2 separate regions of the Homo sapiens genome follow, and region 1 is linked to region 2. The links are chromatin contacts, found by Hi-C or POLR2A ChIA-PET in ENCODE. All regions are on one chromosome and are shown on one strand. Each heading gives the region's core, a stretch centred on a gene start or an enhancer-like site at or near the end of the contact. The rest is flanking DNA. Distances are from core to core; before and after follow the strand shown.

The links. Hi-C counts contacts between places; a loop is a spot of excess contacts on that map. ChIA-PET counts read pairs that join two places held with the same protein, here RNA polymerase II (POLR2A). Pooled maps may share reads with other maps.
Region 1: a loop to region 2 is called in a map of MCF 10A, with 8 times the contacts of the local background. The contact joins two enhancer-like sites. A Hi-C loop is called at or near these places in 3 of 168 maps with a recorded cell type or tissue (Calu3, MCF 10A and mammary epithelial cell) and 2 of 50 pooled maps. POLR2A ChIA-PET finds 5 or more read pairs at or near these places in 1 of 52 experiments (MCF 10A).

The regions. Positions count from the first base shown.
Region 1 is chr4:13,986,652-13,990,807 of GRCh38, forward strand. No RefSeq gene overlaps it. Among named protein-coding and RNA genes, the nearest start is that of LINC01085, 120 kb to the right of the region's middle. Within about 2 kb of position 2,425, at least 7 of the 41 ENCODE cell types and tissues checked have a DNase peak (open chromatin) inside an H3K27ac peak, as active enhancers do; they include mammary epithelial cell, where a contact is called at or near this core.
Region 2 is chr4:13,698,336-13,702,521 of GRCh38, forward strand. The region is part of intron 2 of LINC01182 (long intergenic non-protein coding RNA 1182); the gene reads left to right. Among named protein-coding and RNA genes, the nearest start is that of LINC01182, 45 kb to the left of the region's middle. Within about 2 kb of position 2,421, at least 3 of the 41 ENCODE cell types and tissues checked have a DNase peak (open chromatin) inside an H3K27ac peak, as active enhancers do; they include mammary epithelial cell, where a contact is called at or near this core.

The sequences.
Region 1 (4,156 bases), core at 1,175-3,674, 290 kb after region 2:
ATTACTCTTTTTTTTCTTTTTTTGTCTCTCTAATCTCTGACGTCACAGACTGTCATTGCTGCAGGAGGCCTTGGAGATTATTTTCTCTGGATGTTGCCAATCTTGAGTCTCCAAATAGTCGACTTCCAGCTGTTTTCAATATTCAGAAATATCTAGTTAAATCACAGCACTGTTTGGTTTGTACAACTCAAATATAAAGTTAAACAATTATTACTTGATGAGTATAATTTGTCTAGTAGAGAGACCCATGGTGGGGTAAGTGGAGAAGAAAAAAATTTTTTTGGTGAAAACTCAGAAATAATACCAATTTGGTCTTGTTTGCTCTTTTATAGATGACTCAACTGATGTCCACTGGGAGGAAAAGTGAATGTAGATTAAGGTTTACCGTGAATACAAATTAAGCTTAGGTTGCCTAACTATTCTATCTTTCCAGAGAGTGGCAGAACAATCATTCATGGAGAATTTATTGTTACTTCCAATTGAATAGCACTGGCTATTAAAAGTTTCTGCTTTTCTGTAGTTTTTAACCTTTGGTTCAAGTTCTCTGGAGCGTCACACAATGGCTCTTGTTACTATTACAAGTGATGCCTTTCAGCCATGGGGATATGAGAGTGATGGGCTCACTGTTAGATATGCCAGCACCAGGAAAGAGGTTATGGCCATCTTCATGCAGACCATGACTGATAAGTCAATTGTTTTCCTTAACAAGGTCTATGAGCCATGTGCAGTGGCTTATGCCTCCTAGCTCTTTTGGAGGCTGAGAAGGGAGGATTCATTAAGCCCAGAAGTTTTAGAGCATCCTGGGCAGCATAGTGAGACCCCATCTCTTAAAAAAAGAAAAAATTTAGTCAGGTGTGGTGTCATGTGCCTGTGGTCCCAGCTACTTTGGAGGCTGAGGCTGGGGGAATCCCTTGAGCCCAGGAGGTTGAGGCTGCAGTGAGCGATGTTTGTGCCACTGCACTCCAGCCTGAGTGACACAGTGAGACCTGTCTCAAAAAACTGAAAACAAACACACACACACAAAAACAACCCGCATGAGTCTCTCTGTCATTTGACGCTGTTTGCTGCTTCTGCCACATGTCTTAGAGCTTTGAATTGCAGATGTACTTAACTACCTGAACTTCTGCCTATGTCCTGGGTTCCTTCTTTCTAGAGTATTCTCTGTCCTACTCTCTTCCCCAGATTTACTTCCTCTGGGAAGCTTTCTACCACATAAAATGACTGGATAAGTTCCTCTAATACCTGCTTCAATTGTACCTTGAGTGTTTTCTTGTATATAACATCCAATTATTTTTAGCGACTCATTTCTCTCTCTTATTACTAGGACTGTGTGTTCCTAGTGGCCAGGAATGATATTTTACTCTTACTCTCTTAGCCTTAAGGTCTAGTGCTTGACTGAGATACATAATGGGTTTCTAGTGAAATGAATGACTGGATAAATGAATGAATACATTTTGCAATAACACAATTTTAACCTCCTTGTCTTTTCCTTCATTTACTCACCTAGAGCTCTGCGTAGCATTGCAAAGCCCCTTCCAGTGTCTTTTCCAAGCCCATGCATCAACTCGACTTATACTCTTTCATTATCATGGCAATAGGAAGTGGGAAGTTTAGAAGGAAGAGAAATGGGATGAGGGAGGGAGGAACAGAGAAGGAGTAGCCAGGAAGAGGTAATCACATCAGAATAAAAAAGTTTATTTCATTGATGAGGAAACTGAGACTGAGAAAGGAATGTGACTTACGTAAGTCACACAGGAGAGACCAAAACCTCGTTTTCTGGCTGCCGACCCTATGCCTTTCCACTGTATATGAATATTTCAGCAAGTGCATCTGCCACACACAGACAAAGACATACTGGTTCATTTCCAAAGACAACAATCTCATTGTCAGGGTCATGGGTTGAAATTTAAAGAATTATTCCTGATTTCAACACAGCCTCTCACTTGGAGCAATGACTCAGGCTAATTTTGCAGGCGGCATGTTTTCCTTTGAGATTTCTCACCCGATCTGTTCCCCATCTCCTAGATTGCATAAGGGTAATGATGAATTCCTTGACTGGATCCCAACTTCCCGAGGCTCAAAATAATCACTGTTCTGTTTTCCATGGGAGATGAAGATATATATTAGGATTTTAACATTCTTTGAATATCCACTTTGAAAACAGGAGACATCCGCGGCAGGTGGGGCTTGCAAATGATATTTCTAATCAGATGTTCATCCAGAAAGTAATTAACTTTAGGAAAGTAAAGGCCCTAGAGGCTTCTGAAAAGATTTCCTTACTCTCAATTCTCCCTGAGCATTGCTTGATATTTGCCTCCCCCTGAGCTGTAGAGCCCAAAGGGAAGATGAGAAGCAAGTCCTGCTGATATGGATGCGGATCACATTTGCGTGACTCAGAGCTGTGGGGTAAGAAGCCTTTCTTCCAGCTGTCCTCTCACCACCCCAACCCCAGAGCCCTCAAGGTTGTGTTTTCTCATGTTTGTGAATTGCTCAGAGCTCTGCCAGGCTTTTCAGTTTTATCTGGCCTTCTGCCTTGGCTGCCTTGCCTCTCCTTTTAGGAAATCCAAGGGTGGAGAAATGAATAATCTGTTTCTGAAGTCAGAGAGACATGAGTCTAAGCCCTGGGTCGCCACTTCCTAGCTGGGTAGCAGTGGGCGAGCTGCAGCCTCTTTCTGAGTCTCTGTTTCTTACTGATGACCTGGGTTATTAGAGGACCATTGAGACAGCCCACCCATAAACTCCTAAGAAAGCACTCGGCTTGATGCCTACTTCCTAGAGGTTTCTCAGCAGTGTTCCTATTATTGCTAGCTCCATCCTGTCTTTTTGTGATAAAACCATGTTTGGATAGAGTTTGGCTAGTGCGTTAGTTTCCTAGGGCAGCTGTAACAAAGTACCATAAAGTGGGCATCTTAAGACAACAAAAATGAAATGTCTCACAGTACTCAAGGCCAGAGGTCCTAAATCAAGGCATTGGCAGGGCCACGCTCCCTCTGAAACTTGTAGGAGAGTTTTTCCTTGCCTCTTTCTAGCTTCCGGTGGTTTGCTGGCAATCGTTGGCATTCCTGGGTTTGCAGCTGCTTAACTCCAGTCTCTGCTCTTGTTGTGACACGGAGATCTCCCCATGTGTCTCTGTCTTCACATGCCATCTTATAAGGGCACTAGGCATGAGCTCATCTTAACTAATTACATCTGCAACAGCCCAATTTCCAAAAATGGTCGCATCTGAGGTACTGGGGACTAGGACCTCAACATATTTTTATTGTTGACACGATTCAGCTTATACGAGGTAAATACTACATTATATGCTAAAATATTTTAGTCTATTTAGTCAGTGTAAAATACAAACTTCTGTCTTGATTAGATTTCACTTGGGAAATGTATAATTTATTTGGCTTCATTAGTCTACTTTTTCGTCTTTCTCCTCTATTCCAAGCCTCCTAGCCACTCTTCTCACTAATCCATGATTCGCTCAGCATCCAGTGTTCTCTCCCTAATATCTTCTCCTTTCTAGAACAATCATCTGTCCAGATCAGTCATCTTTTTTTTCCTAGGATGAAGGTCAAATTTCTCACCTTCACACAAATTCTCTTTCAGGAGCTGCCCCTCATTTACCTGTGGGGTGACTAACTGTCCCAGTTTGTCCTGGAATGCCCTGGTATTAGCATTAACATTTTTGCACCCTGAGAAACCCTTCTGTCCTGGACAAGCCAGTTTTCACCCTGTTACTTTTCTGCATGTTTTGGCTACAGATACTCTCCGGCTATTACAGATTTTGTCTTTCCACATGTGTGTTGCATTGGCATTAGCTGTTTGCTCATTGTGCTCTGCTGCCAATTACATGTTTCTTAGGGGATTGAAATCCAGACAAATCTGGGTTTGAATTTCAACTCTTGTGGCCTTAATAAATGCATACTTTATCAGTGTCCATCAACATCAAAAAAAAAAAAAAAAGCAAAAGGGGCATAAAACTATATATCCTTTGGTTGTAGTGAGGGTAAATTAGATATGATGAATAAACCACCTGGCAGAGTGCCTGACAGATACTGGGTATTGCAGAAATGGTAGATGGTTTTTCACTGGTTGGTATGTGTGTATACTGCAGCACAACTGTGTTCAGTAAGTGCTTTCTGAATGAAAGCTCAAAGCTCCAGAGCTC
Region 2 (4,186 bases), core at 1,171-3,670:
CTATGCCAGGGACTAGAAAAAGAACTTAATTGTTTGATTTTCTTCTTTTTAACTTTTGTTTTAGGTTCAGGGGTACATGTACAGGTTTGTTAGATATGTAAACTTATGTTGTAAGGGTTTGTTGTACAGATTATTTCATCATCCAGGTACTAAGCCAATAGTTATTTTTTCTGATCCTCTCCCTCCTCCTACTCTCCACCCTCAGATAGGTCCCAGTGTCAGTTGTTCCCCTCTTTGTTCCCATGAGTACTCATCATTTAGCTCTCACTTACAAGTGAGAACATGCGATATTTGGTTTTCTGTTTCTGTGCTGGTTTGCTGAGGATAACGGCCTCAAGCTCCATTCATGTTCCTGCAAAGGACAGGATATCATTCTTTTCCTTATAGCTGCATAGTATTCCATAGTGTATATTACCACATTTTCTTTATCCAATCTGTCTTTGATGGGCATTTAGGTTGATTCCATGTCTTTGCTATTGTGAATAGTGCTGCAATGAACTTTCGCGTGCATGTATCTTCATGGTAGAATGACTTATCTTCCTTTGGGTTATATAGCCAGTAATGAGATTGCTGAGTTGAATGGTAGTTCTGTTTTCAGCTCTTTGAGGAATTGCCACACTGCTTTCCACAATGGTTGAATTAATTTACACTCCCTTCCACAGTGTATAAGTGTTCCTTTTTTTCTGCAACCTCGCCAGTATGTTATTTTTTGACTTTTGTATAATAGCCATTCTGACTAGTGTCAGATGGTATATCATTGTGGTTTTTATTTGCCTTTCTAATATCAGTGATGTTGAGCTTTTCTTCATATGCTTGCTGGCCACATGTATGTCTTCTTTTGAAAAGTGTCTGTTGATGTTTTTTGTCCACTTTTTAATGGGGTTATTTTCTGCTTGTAAATTTGCTTAAGTTCTTTATAGATGCTGGATATTAGACCTTTGTCAGATGCCTAGTTTACAAAATTTTTCTCCTGTTCTATAGGTTGTCTATTTACTCTACTGATAGTTTCTTTTACTGCACAGAAGTTCTCATTTAATTAAATCCCATTTATCATTTTTTGCTTTTGTCATGATTGCTTTTGTCATATTCATCATGATATATTTTTCTATTTCTGTATCTGGAACGGCATTGCCTAGGTTGTCCTGCAGGGTTTTTATAGTTTTGGGTTTTACATTTAAATCTTTATTCATCTTGAGTTAATTTTTGCTTATGGTATAAGAAAAAGGTCCAGTTTCAATTTTCTGCATATGGCTAGCCTGTTGTCTCAGCACTGCTTATGGAACAGGGAGTCCTTTCCCCATTGCTTATTTTGTCAGCTTTGTTGAAGATAGATGGCTGTAGGTGTGTGGCCTTATTTCTGGGCTGTCTATTCTGTTCCATTGGTCTATGTGTCTGTTTTTGTACTAGTATCATGCTGTTTTGGTTACTATATCCCTGTACTATAGTTTGAACTTGGGTGACATGATGTCTCCAGCTTTGTTCTTTTTGCTTAAGATTGCCTTGGCTATTTGGCCTCTGCTTTGGTTCCACTTGAATATCAGAATAGTTTTTTTTCTTCTAGTTCTGTGAAGTATGTCACTGGTAGTTTGATAGAAATAGCATTAAATCTGTAAATTGTTTTGGGCAGTGTGGCCATTTTAAGGATATTGATTTTTCCTATTCATGAGCATGGAATGTTTTTCCATTTATTTGTGTCATCTCTGATTTCTTTGAGCAGTGTTTTATAGTTCTCATTATAGAGATCTTTCACCTCCCTGGTTAGCTGTATTGCTAGGTATTTTATTCTATTTGTGGCAATTGTAAATGGGATTGCATTCCTGATTTGGCTCTCGGCTTGGCTGTTGTTGATGTATAGGAATGCTAGTGACCTTTGTACGTTGATTTTGTATCTTGAAACTTTGCTGAAGTTGTTTATTGGCTGAAGGAGCTTTTGGGTCGAGACTATGGAGCTTTCTAGACATAGAGTCATGTTGTTGGCAAACAGGGATAGTTTGACTTGTCTCTTCCTATTTGGATGCACTTTATTTCTTTCTCTCGCCTGATTGCCTTGCCGTGACTCCCAATACTATGTTGAATAGGAGTGATAAGAGAGTGCATCCTTGTCATGTGCTGGTTTTCAAGGGGAATGCTTCCAGCTTTTGCCCATTTAGCATGGCGTTGGCTGTGGGTTTGTCATAGCTGGTGCTTATTATTTTAAAGTATGTTCCTTCAATACCTAGTTTATTGAGGGTTTTCACTATGAAGAGATGTTAAATTTTATTAAGGGCTTTTCTGCATCTATTGAGATTATCATGTGGTTTTTGTCTTTAGTTCTGTTTATGTGATGAATCACATTTATTGGTTTGCATATGTTGAAGCAACCTTCCCTCCCAGGAATGATGCCTACTTGATCACGGCGAATTAGCTTTTTGATGTGCTGCTGAATTCAGTTTGAAAGTATTTTGTTGAGGATTCTTTCATCAGTGTTCATCAAGGATATTGGCCTGAAGTTTTATTTTGTTTGTGTCTCTGCCAGGTTTTGAATCAGGATGATGATGGTCTCATATAATGAGTTAGGGAGGAGTCCTTCCTCCTCAGTTTTTTGGAATAGTTTCAGCAGGAATGGTACCAGCTCTTCTTTGTACATATGGTAGAATTTGGCTAGGATTCTATCTGGCCCTGGGCTTTTTTTTGGTTGGTAGGTTATTTAGTACTGATTCAATTTTGGAGCTCATTATTGGTCTGTTCAGGGAATCATTTTCTTCCTGGTTCAGTCTTGGGAGGGCGTATGTGTCCAGGAATTCATCTATCTATTCTAGGTTTTCCAGTTTGTATACGTGTTTGTGTATATAATGGTGTCTGATGGTTATTTTTATTTCCGGGGTGTCAGTGGTAACATCACCTTTGCCAGTTCTAACTGTGTTTATTTGGATATTCTCTCTTTTCTTCTTTATTAGTCTCGCTAGTGCCTTATCTATGTTTATTTTATTTTCATGATGAACCTATGTAGTACCACCATCACCCCCTATTTAACACATGAGAAAATTGAGGCACATAGAAGTTAAATAATTGGTACATGACAGAATCAGAATTTTAACCCAGAGTCATAATTTTAATCTGGCCCCAGAACCTGCTTTCTCAATACTTCACTCAGTGCCTATCACAGAAATAAGCAAAATCTTACAAGCAGGGAATTCAGCCTTAAACCTCCCTGAATCTATTATTGAAATTTGCATGGCCCCTGTAAATTTGGGAAATTAATGCATTACTGCCTACTCCAAAGTTATATATAATTGTAAACTCTAAAGCAGTCTGTACAAATAAGAAATTGAAAAATTTTTTTCAGATACTACAATGGTCCAGTCATTTCATGGCTTCTAACTAAAGATCTGCCATACTGTGCTCCCTAATTTTGATGGGCTTCTTATTTTCCATGAGGTTCTCTAGGCTTGAAATATCATAATTATCCTAGAATTAAGATATTTACTGAATGTATTCTATGTTTCAAACAGTTGAATGCTGTAAGGGACATAAGAGAGACAGAATATGGAGATCCTAATTTTATCAGTAGAGTGAAAATTACGGTTTCCCACATCGTGCCTCTGGGAATATTGAGGCCTTGGTAGTCATCAGTTTAGACAAGAGGAAAGTTTTGTCCACAAGTCACTATGTAGTGCCTAGGGGTGTGGAAAGAAGAGACCTCTGAGTGTTTGGTAAAGTAGAGTTAATCAGTACCATCTTTAACTGAATTGTTTTCCACATAAACCAAGGGCTAAAGGTGAATTGGGCAGATAACACAAATAATTGCTTTATTTCAAAGGTGAGTCATTTCTGGCCTGGGGCACTTGATCCAGATTTCAGTTTGATTTCATCACATTCTTACAGTCACTTCTGCTTTAGCCTAGAGATTAATTTCTATCCTGGTGGACTAGTATGAAAAAACTATTCCACAAGATGTCTGAAGGTTTAATAATTAAAGCAGATGAAGATCTGTAACTAATCGAAGGTTCAAAGTACCAGGAGTTTTAAACACAGAGCCCTGATGAACAGCATGCAGTCTCTTACAATCAGCGTTCACCTCAAAAACTTCTGAGTTCACACCTCTTTTCTTAGCATTCCCTTTCTTTTCTCTGTTGGAATCCTTCCCATCCCCTCTCCCTTCAATTTTTTTCCCACATTTCTTCCTCTCACTTGCATTCTCTAATTG